Linked DNA regions of Homo sapiens: region 2 is linked to region 1. Evidence: read pairs that join two places in POLR2A ChIA-PET (ENCODE). Cell type or tissue: HepG2. All regions are shown on one strand. Each heading gives the region's core, and the rest is flanking DNA. Links, peaks and the distances in the headings are about the cores only. Region 1 overlaps CELSR1 (cadherin EGF LAG seven-pass G-type receptor 1). Region 2 holds the start of LOC105373075 (a long non-coding RNA gene).

Region 1 (5,365 bases), core at 310-5,309:
CAGCATGGCGATCGCGACCAGCACAGCATCGTCCCCGGCCAGGTGACGGATGCCGAGTGCCCCTTGGAGACCACCTGCTGCCCACGTAGAGGCTGCTGCCTCAAGCTCCGGCCCAGGGTCTCGCATCTCCACCTGAAGCTACCAGGACTCCCGCTAGCTGAGCTCCCGTCTCACTAGCCCAGTGGTTCTCATCCAGGGCATGACCTCAGGGGCCTGACAATGATGAAGACCTCTTGGTTGTCAAAACCGGGTTAGGGGAACAGCTGGAGTCTAGTGACCAGAGGTCAGGAATGCTGCCCAGAACAGGCCTCACAATGAAGGGTCATCGTCCCCAAGGGGCGGCAGTGCCCAGGTGGGAAATCCTGACGCGGCTGCTCACCGCCTCCCACATCTGCTTCATGCGGGATCTCCCAGCAGCTCTGGGCCTCCTGGCGCTCCACCTCACTGCCTCACTGCACAGCTCACTCACGGGTCCCCAGCGGGCCACACTGCCTGGTGTCCATGTCAGGCACTACCTCCCCTGCATGTCCCTGCCTCCCCAGCTGGCCAGGAGACTGTGCTCCAGGCTCTGGGCAGGCTCAGCTGGCTTTAGAAGATGCCCAGGTCAGGTGGACACGAGCCACCCTTGCTTCCCCAGGGCCCCGTTAAACATCTTGCTGGCACGTCTGTGTCCCCGACCCTGCCAGGAGCTCCTGGAACAAGGTGGGGTCTAAACGTGATCCCCGCAGGCAGCCTCAGGGAAGCACAGTAAGGGAATGACCCGCTCAGTGCAGCCCCGAGGATCCCCATCCTTCCAGACGGCCCCTCCCTAGCACTGTCTCCGTGGGGAATAAGCTTCTCCCCACACTTCCCAAACACCCAGGATGCCGAGGGCGATGGAGGAGCAGCAAACACTTAAGCATAATGAGGGCAAAACCGATTCTCAAGTGGGGAGAACGTTTTCCGTCAGGCATGTCCACCCTTTTGAAGTTGTGGACACACCTTCAAACCAGCCTTGAGGGAAAAAACAAACAAACAAACAAACAAAAAACCAGCCTGGGGTGAAGCAACGACTGAAAATGCTCCACTCGGCCCCAAACCTCCCGGCGTGGCTGTGGGCGTGGGGGCTGTGTTGTTCATCTGTGCTTGGCGGAGCGCCACACAAATGTACAAGTGCCTGCCTTTGAAAAGACCGTCCTGGAAAAACGTCCGACTCCAATGTACCCTTTGGTTTTGCTGAAGGTGAATTAGACCAATAAACCTTCTCGTCTAAAATGTCATCAGGCAGAAAGGAAAAATAAACAGACTCTGCCTGCTCCCTGCCTGGGAGGGTTCCCTACCCCATGGCTTCTGGTGGCTTTGGCCAGTGGGGAGCCAGACGGGAGGATAGAGTGAGGGAGGGGAGGGGTGTCAGGAGGGTCCCTGGTTAGCTGTGCCCCTCCTGGGTGGTCCGCAGCCCTCTCCTGTGGCTTCTGACCATGACCCCTTCTTTCTGGGCTCCAATCTGCCCTTTCCCTTGATGCTCTAGGACTAAGGGCCATCGCAGCTCCGCTGGCACTGCCTCCAGCCCTGGGTCCCACACCGCCTCTCATGGATGCCCCATGCCCTGCCCAGCCCTTTGTAAATAACCCTTCCAGGGCTGGTCCCACTGGAGCACCCCATCTGCTTCCTGTGGGGACCCTGACTGCTCCACCAGCCTGGCAGCTCCCAGGCCCTGTACACTGGTGGGTGGGGGAAGGGTCCCCGCAGGTTGCACGTGGAGGCAGTGCAGGAGGCCACTCTGACAGGCAACACCCGGGAGATCATGCTCAGATCTAAAATGCAGGTGGCCCACACCTCAGAGACACAGCCACTCTGGAGGGCGGGGGACAGAGAACGAGACTGAAGAGAGGAGGGTGGGCAGCAGCGGCATGGCCCGCACCAATGCTTCCACCCTCTCCAGACTGCTGTATGCTGAATTTTTTCAAGTATGTTTTCTTCATCATCCCCAAAAATGCAAAAACCAAAACCAGCGAGGTGGTGTGGCAGGTAAATGGAGCGTGCTGGGGCAAGGACACAGCTGGGCGGGGCAGGGGGGATGACCGTCTGCATCAGCCAAGGCAGGCAGGGACGCGTGTGCAGGGGGGTTCCCTCGGCAGTGTCACCCACCACCCTCAAGATCACCCTTGCAGCCCCAGCCCTGAGCCCCTCTCAACTGGTCATGGCCCTGGACACCCCTCATCGTCCAGCCCCAACGCCTCCTCCTCCTGGGGGTCCCCTCCCACCCTGAGCCTGTCGTCTTCCCCAAAACCTTCCCTGGTGGCCCAAGGTCACCCCCAAGGTGGCTGCTGGAGGACAGGACCAGAGGTGACATTGGAGACAAAGTGGAGGCCCAGAGAGCAGAGGAACCAGCCCCCAGAAGATTGTCTTCCTGACCTCAAGCTGGCCCCCGCCACCCCTCCAGGCCCCCACACTGCTCCCAACCTGACTGGTCCTGCCCCCAGCTCAGGTGCACTCCAGAGGAGGCCTCTGCACCTGGGTTTGTCAGAGCTGCCACTCGGAGACTAAGTCACGGAGCAGCAGTACTGTCTCCTTCTCGGGCTGGTGCTCATAATCTCTGCTAACACATCCTAGTGTGTGGCCCCGTCAGACCTCCTAATGGACGCCTGAAGACACAGTAAAAACTGGTTGGTTTCCTCCATCAAATAACCTCAGGCAAGAGAGAGAAGTATCTGGCGCTCGCAGGAAAGGCCTAATCCCACACGGGAGGCTGTGCTCAGGCACCGCTGACAGGACCCGGCCCTAGACACGGAAGCCATGGATCCCGGTAATCCACCGTCCTCTGTGTATCTTCTTACATGAGGCCCCTCTCCTCCGGGACAGTGCAGGTGGCGTCCTGCACGGGGACTTTGCTCCTCTGAGCTCCCGGAAAGGGGCGGCCACAGGCGGGCCCCAGTGAACACTCACTGTGTTCAGAGCCAGGGCGGAGTGTGGACAGAGGTGGCCACAGTGGCGTCCTGGCTGCGAGTCCCTCTGCAACTGCAGACACACTGTTGCTTCTGCCATAGGCAGATGATGATTCTGGAGTGTTGAGCACTGATGGGGAGACCAAGGCTGACTCGACCTCCCCCTGCCTACCCCCTCCCCAGCAACAAACGTTCATCTCTGGACTTGGTCTTCTGATACGTGCAGGAAGGAAAATGCGCCACCTATGCCCTATGCTTCCCTGACGATGGGGCACCGTCTCCAGGGTCCCCTGTGGCCCAGCCCTTGGGAGGCACCACCCCAGGGGGCATTGAGCTCTGGTGTCCAGCCCCAGCTGGCTGGAAGGGCACAACAGGAAGGGTCACCAGGTCAGAGTAGGCAGCGCCAGGCAGCAGGACGCAACGGCCACCCGTGCAGCTCACCCAGGTGAACGCGCTTCACACTGGCTAGCACTGCCCCACACAGCCACAGGACGGCACCGTATCAAGAAAAGACTCGGTCTTTGAAATGGACAATGGCAGCAAATAAATCCGCGTCTGTGAGGGCTACCCTCTTCCTCTTGCTCAGCCCTGAGCCCCTCACCCCACCAGCCCCTGCACCTCTGTCAAGCACATGGTTCTCCAAACATCAGCCAAGCCCCACTAGGGGTGACATCCAATGTGCGGCAGCCCAGACCCTGCCCAGACACCTGCCAGCCTTCTCTCAATATCCCCCCAAACCCCGAGCAAGCACTCAGCTCCCAAACCTCACCAGCACCTCCCATCTGCCCTCCTCCCAAATGAGGCTCAAGCTCCACCTGCCCTGGGTTGGCACTGATGGGACAGAGGACAAAAACTATGGTCTCTGTGCAGGTGACCACTACTTGGAGTCTGTGTGGCACGCCTGGGAGATGATGGGATATTCAAGGCAGATGGGAGGGGCGGGCCAGGGAGGTGGAGGGACGCCGGTGGCCAGCATGGAAAGGAGAGTGAAAGCCAGTGGAGGCGACACTACGACCTCAGGCCCAGTGGCTGGACCCCAACTGCTGGTGAGTCGCAGCCAGGCACAGTGGCTGTGAAAGAAGGAAGATGCTCTCTCCATAGAAGGACTGGGTCGATTCTCCTGGAGGACAGAGGAGCCCTCGTCTGCCAACCAAGCTTAGGCCCCAGCCTTGTGAAGTCCGGGAAGCGGGGCACAGCGGGGGTGGCCAGGCTCCAGGAGGAGCCGGTAAGACCCACGCAGACCCACGAGCAAGCGGGGGCACACCCTGGAGCTTCCCAAGAAGAGAAAAGGGATTTGCAAAATCACAGCCGTGGAAAGCACAGCATTTTGATGCAAAAAACAATGTGTTTCCTTACAAGCCAACGAACAGCAAAATAAAGTGAAACCAAAACCACCCAGCCTTCACGGCACTTCCTTGAAGAGTGTTCTGGCTCGCCAGTTACATCCAGGTACAGTGGACGATTTTGGCTACAGAGCCGTGTATGAACAGCCCAGAATTTCAGCCACTAGTAGACTCTGGCCAAGGTGGCTGCAAATGAATAAGCCCTTTCTGTGTCCCTCCCCCAGCGCAGGAGATCTCCGGGGTCCCTGTGTACCCCCCGACCCAGAGCTCTGGGTGGGACTATGACCCCAGCACAGGGCTCAGGTGTATTTACACAGACCCTCCACAAATGTGCATTTCCTAAACCATTTTTTCCAATAGCACATTTAAAAAAAAATTCAGAGCACAAATGTCTCAAGACAGAAAATCTACCAGGGCACCTTTTTTCCTTCCTTTTTTTTTTAGATGGAATTTCGCTCTGTTACCCAGGCTGGAATACAGTGGCACGATCTCGGCTCACTGTAACTTCTGCCTCCCAGGCTCAAGTGACTCTCCTGCCTCAGCCTCCTGAGTAGCTGGGATTACAGGCACCCGCCACCACGCCCGGCTAATTTTTTAATTTTTGTATTTTTGGTAGAGACAGGGTTTCGCCACGTTGGCCAAGCTGGTCTCGAGCTCCTGACCTCAGGTAATCCACCTGCCTTGGCCTCTCAAAGTGCTGGGATTACAGGCGTGAGCCACTGCGCCTCGCCCCAGGGCACCTTCTCGAGCCGCCCTGGGGCCAGGGGGAAGTGGTGGGGCCCATCTTACCTTGTTGTAGTACTGCACCTGCACAGAGTGCCACCGCCCGTCACTCACACCACTGGGAACCTTCGGTGCCACGGTCGTTGTTGTCTCGCCTGCATGGTGGGAGGGAGACCCAGAGAGAAAACAGGGGTTGGCGGGGCCTACTGGGGACCGAGGATTGCGCTGTGAGGCATCAGGGGGAGACAGGTGCACATGGCCACGTCCTCCCTCCCCTCCCCACGGCACCATGGTGGGAGGCGCCCACCACTCCATCCATTTTCTTTTCTGGTTACAAAAGTAATTCTTGTTCCTCTTTTCTGGTTTTGTTTGTTT
Region 2 (5,365 bases), core at 227-5,226, 120 kb after region 1:
GTGTAGTCCCAGCTACTCAGGAACCTGAGGCAAGAGAATTGCTTGAACCGGGGAGGCAGAGATTGCAGTGAGCTGAGATCAAGCCACTGCACTCCAGCCTGGGTGACAGAGCGAGACTCCGTCTCAAAAAAAGAAAAAAACTGTTCTGAGGTAGGATTGGCAGATTGGGGGTGGGGGAAGCCAGTGGCCCCTACTTTTCTGTCCCCTCCTAACACGCTCACCCACCCCCTGATGCTGTTGCTGGACAGGAGGGCCACCCACCGCAGCAGCCGTGAGTTGATGACACTCTGCCAGCCTGGCCTTGTCCTCCCTGGCCCCCCGCTTATGTCCTGATTGGAATGGGGAAGCAAGAACAACCACACTTGAACCACCCACTGTCTCCTTTCCTTCATGCACATTCAGCCATTCATTCAATATTCATTCAATACCGTGGTAGACATGGACACCCCTCCCCCCACAGAGAGATTATTGTCATGGGAGAATACAGACAGTACATGTCAGATTATTTTTTTCTCTTCCTGAACTTGCAAAACTTTTCTGGGGTGCAAGAGAGATGGGCAGGTGATTGTGGGCAAGAACGATTCTACAGGAATGGGAGAGACCCAGAAAAGCTAGAGACAGTGTCAGCATTCTAATTATTATTATTGGTTTTGTTTTTGTTGTTTTTTTTGAGACACAATCTTGCCCTGTTGCCCAGGCTGGAGTGCAGTGGTGCGATCTCGGCTCACTGCAACCTCCGCCTCCCCGGTTCAAGCGATCCTCCTGCCTCAGCCTCCTGAGTAGCTGAGATCACTCCCGGCTAATTTTTTTGCATTTTTAGTAGAGATGGGATTTCACCATGTTGGCCAGGCTGGTCGCAAACTCCTGACCTCAAGTGATCCGCCCCGCCTTGGCCTCCCAGTGCTGAGATTGCCGCATCCTAATTATATCATTGTATCTTCTTTTTAAAGATTAAAAGACAGACGGCAACACTGGGGTTGCAGAGCTCAGGAGCCAGTCCTGGCCCCCTGCCTCCTCCCTCATGAGGTTCCCCTGATCCCCAGGACATCGGCTTCCACATCTGCACATCTGGGAGACAAATGCACCATCAGGGAGGGCAAATCATACCTGGGAAGGGCCTGACTCCAGCAGTTTCAGCAGTGGCTGAAAGATCATGGCTATTTTTGCCATCATTACAATGGAATGTCCACTCCCTCCAGCCACCTCCACAGCAATCAACACCGGTGTCCAGCCACTCTACATGGACGTGTGGGGAACAGAGCACAGGCCTCTTGGCTTGGCTGTGGTCACCGGGAGGGAGCAGGGAGGGACAGCTGCCAAGAGGATGGGGGAGGGAGCCTGCTACTCAGGAACGCTGGGGCAAGACATGAGACAAAGGGCTGCCTTCACCCACCAGTAGGAGCCTGACCCTGAGCCCAAAGAAACTGCCCACCTGTGTGCTGACCCCAGGGCCTGAGGACAGGTCCCCAAGTGGACGTCTCAAAGAGAGTCCCACATTCCAGGGCACATGGGAACTATGGCCTTCTGGCAGCTGGAGGGCAGCAGGAAGGGCACAGCTGTCTGAGACCCGTGTGGCTTCCCAGAAAGAGGTGCCACCCCTGAGGAGGCACCGGTGCTCACGGACTCCTGGTTGCCAGTCTTGCCAGGGCAAAAAGGCAAGCGAAGGAAACCCTCTCTTCGTGGGGCACTCTGCCTTGCAGTGTCAGGTGAGATCCCGGGGGGAAAGCTGGCTTGAGCTCCTCTGGAATGTGCAGGGAGGACTCCGTCAGGCCCGGCTCTGCCTCCAAGCTGGGCAGCAGGCGAGCCCCAGAGCTCCACCAGCCCCACTGGCAGAGGAGGGCCCTCACGAGGCAGGAGCCCATGATTCATGCCCTGCTGGAATTTGTCGAGCATGCCGAGATTTGCAGCTCCTCCGAGATTGGGTCCTGCCCTGATCAAAAGAAAAGAAGATGGATGAGGACACTATAAATAGGCCAGAGCCACCCAGCTGGCCTCGGGGATGCAGGCGGTATGTGTTCTGGGCTCTCACGAAGCTAAGAAACTCTAAATCCAAGGTGACATCGTGGCACACCGCCACCTGCTTCAGGGGGACACAGGGGACAAGGAGGAGCTATTGGCAGAGCGCTCGGTTCCTGCAAGTTCCAACTTCTGCTAAAATTGGTTAATTGGTTCCTTTGCATGATTCAGGGCACACAGGCTTCTCTGTCCACAAAATTTGCTCGCCTGCACACCCAGAGAAATGGACTTGGCTTGGTTTTTCTGAACTTTTGCCTCTGCGGAATCAGCAGTGGACGTGTGAGCTGGGGCCTCTGTCCCTGTCATGTGAGGAGGTCAGGCAGGACAAGCAGGAAGCACTGGGCAATGAGTCAGGAGGCCTGGTGGGGAGCTTGGGTGAGTCTGTTTTCCTCTCTGGACCTCAGTCTTCTCCTCTGGTTGATGTAATAAAATCCTACAAACTGAGTCTTTTTTTTTTTTTTTGAGACAGAGTCTTACTCTCTCACCCAGGCTGGAGTGCAGTAACATGATCTCAGCTCACTGCAACCTTCATCTCCCGGGTTCAAGCAATTCTCCTGCCTCAGCCTCCTGAGTAGCTGGGATTACAGGCATGCACCACCATGCCCGGCTAATTTTTGTATTTTTAGTAGAGACAAGGTTTCACCATGTTGGCCAGGCTGGTCTCGAACTCCTGACCTCAGGTGATCCACCCGCCTTGGCCTCCCAAAGTACTAGGATTACAGGTATGAGCCACTGCACCCAGCCACACAAACTTAGTGTTTTGTTTTGTTTTGTTTTGTTTTGAGACAGAGTCTCGCTGTGTCGCCAGCTGGAGTGCAGTGGCGCGATCTCAGCTCACTGCAAGCTCCACCTCCTGGGTTCATGCCATTCTCCTGCCTCAGCCTCCCGAGTAGCTGGGACTACAGGTGCCCACCACCACGCCCGGCTAATTTTTTTTTTCTTAGTAGAGACAGGGTTTTACCGTGTTAACCAGGATGGTCTCGATCTCCTGAACTTGTGATCCGCCCGCCTCAGCCTCCCAAAGTGCTGGGATTACAGGCGTGAGCCACCACGCCCGGCCCAAACTTAGTCTTAAAGTTAACTTAGTCTTAAACAAGATGCTGATTATCTGCTGGTTGCGGAGGTCAGCGGTCTGAGATGGCTCTCTCTACATCTCTACATGGGTGAACGTCACAATGTCTGCCTTGTTGGGGTCAAGCCAGGTTCTGCTGGGAAGCCAGTGCTCGTGGTCTGCCAGAGTCCAGGACGGGGCTGTGCAGTCGGCAGGAGGGTGAGTGATCCATCAGTGTCACTCCTGGCCAGGGTGTTCTGGGAGGAGAAGGGGGGCTTTGTTTGAGTGGAAGCCAGGAGCATTCCCAAGGCTGGCCTTTGGGGGGTACCCACTGTGACCCCCAAATCCTCACCACACTTCAGAGATGCTTCCTGAGGCCAAGACTGGGGCAAAGCTGCTTCATTTCATCTGGGCCATGCACCATTGTTGGGGGCCTGCCTGTGCCCAGCCCTGTGCTGGACTCTGCCCCTAATTTTTCAGATATGTGGCCCGCCCTTGGTAAGTCCCGTCTGCTGTGCTGGGGAGACAGACATACACACATACTCGGTCAAATACTGTGGAGCAAAACCAAGGGACAGGTCACTCTAGAGAGACAGTGAAGGGGGGTGTCTGTGAAAGCTGTCCAGGGTAACTGGGTTTTGAAGGTTCTCCAGGCAGACAAGAATGTTGAATTCCAGCCAAGGGGAAAAACATATACAAAGACCTAGAGGAATCAAACAGACTCTGTGTGGCAGGGGAGAATTTGTGACTATAGGCAATTTAATATTACTGAGGGGTGAAATCGTAGGGGTGGAGAGTAGGGTGGGAGTTGAGGCCAGAGGTAGGCAGGGGTGGGTTAAGGGGTCTGGCCTTTGTACTGCAGGCACTGGGGATTTTCAGCTGTAGAGGGACAAGGTCAGCTGTGCATCTGAGAGCATGGGTGGCTGGAGAAGAGCAGGGGTCGGGGAGGAGACCAGTTGAGCATAGAACCAGAGGCCCATGGTGAGATGTTGCCGGAGGACACAGGTGAAGAGGCGGCTTTCCATCCTGAAAGGATGTCTGCCCAGCATAACACACAGGGCACCAGAACCCACCCACAATGACTCTGGCCAGCCAAGAGGTGGGTTACCCCAAAGTCCCACCCAGGAGCTTCTTTGGTGGAGGAGGGGACTACTGTCCCCAGGCTGCCAGTCTCAGAGATAACGAGAGTTCTTGTCTTTCTCATAGTCAGCAGTTCCAACATTTGAGAGTCACTGCTCACCCACCTGCAGTGATGAGGGGGGTTGAATCTCTTTGTTTCTGCCTCTGTAAATGTGGACACCTGGCCCCTTTACTGTGGCAATACTGGCGGGTGAAGCCCCCCAACCCGTGTGGAGAAGGGGCTCCGAGAGGCCCCCGCTCCCGCACCCCAGTCAGGTGAATATGATCGTGTCCTTTTGTGATCAGCGTGGGGACAGCAGCAGGAATTAGAGCAGTGGGACAGGCACCAGCACCCACTCCTTCAGGCCGGGCTTTCTCCCCATCTCCCACCCCGTTCACTCCTGCAAGGGGCTCTTCTCTGGCCAGTGAGGCGAAGGCCAGAGGAGAGGGGTGGGGATGCCTATCCTGTCCTACCTGCCTTCACCGCGGAGCAGGGCAGTCGGGGCCAGTCCATGCGGCAGGTTCTGCCTCCCGGGACAAGCCCAGAGCCAGGCAGCCTTTCTCACTGGGTCCGTCTGGGTGGGCTCCTGGAGGTGGGGATGGCATCTCCAAGGAAAGGACTGGAGGTGAGGCTTGTGGAGGGGAAGGCAGACCTGGGGCAGGAGGGAGGGATTCCAGAAGCTTCTGGATGGGAGGTGGACTGCAGGGAATGTGGGATCTCCCCAGAGAGAGGCCAGACATCCCCGGTGTCGGGAGCTGGGCCATGGAGGGGGAGTTTGGTGAATGCCCTGGCCATGGCCCAACAGGACAGAGCTTTGGCTTTAGTGTAAATCAGAATCTCCCCTCTAATTTTGGGGTGTGGACATGGTAACAAATTGGGGCTCTTCCGGGAAATAAGAGGGGGACGGACCCCACATTTCCAGGGTCCAAAAAAACTCTACCTCCCTCTATGCCCCACATGCCCAGAGAAGGTGTAGCTTCTCTGCTTTGCCTGTAACCCTCTGAGTGTCCTCCTGAGCCCCTTCTGCTGGGCAGTGGGCACAAAACGAGGCCAGCCCAGCTGGGCACAGTGGCTCATGCCTGTAATCCCAGCACTTTGGGAGGCCGAGGTGGGCAGATCATGAGGTCAGGAGTTTGAGACCAGCCTGACCAACATGGTGAAACCCCATCCCTACTAAA

Evidence for each region. ChIA-PET counts read pairs that join two places held together with the same protein. Peaks named below come from ENCODE experiments on the same cell type or tissue, not always from the same donor. Only the 100,000 strongest peaks of a DNase experiment are listed, where the experiment ranks them.
Region 2: POLR2A ChIA-PET joins it to region 1 with 5 read pairs; 5 of 35 experiments call an interaction of 5 or more read pairs at or near these places.

Annotation. Positions count from the first base shown.
Region 1 is chr22:46,428,337-46,433,701 of GRCh38, forward strand. CELSR1 (cadherin EGF LAG seven-pass G-type receptor 1) reads right to left here. Exons shown (of 35, transcript NM_001378328.1): 5 at 5,057-5,145. Among named protein-coding and RNA genes, the nearest start is that of TRMU, 95 kb to the left of the region's middle. RefSeq lists enhancers at 4,233-4,282, 4,853-4,972. In HepG2, for the core only: no CTCF peak of the experiment used is centred there; a DNase peak (open chromatin) is centred at 2,875; H3K4me3 peaks cover 1,047 bases.
Region 2 is chr22:46,545,738-46,551,102 of GRCh38, forward strand. It overlaps LINC02925 (long intergenic non-protein coding RNA 2925), which reads left to right. Exons shown (of 2, transcript NR_186692.1): 2 at 951-2,460. LOC105373075 (a long non-coding RNA gene) reads left to right here and starts at 3,011. Exons shown (of 2, transcript XR_938316.2): 1 at 3,011-3,286. RefSeq lists enhancers at 901-4,226, 1,081-1,602, 1,603-2,122. In HepG2, for the core only: a CTCF peak has its summit at 1,521; a DNase peak (open chromatin) is centred at 2,354; H3K4me3 peaks cover 632 bases; H3K27me3 peaks cover 215 bases.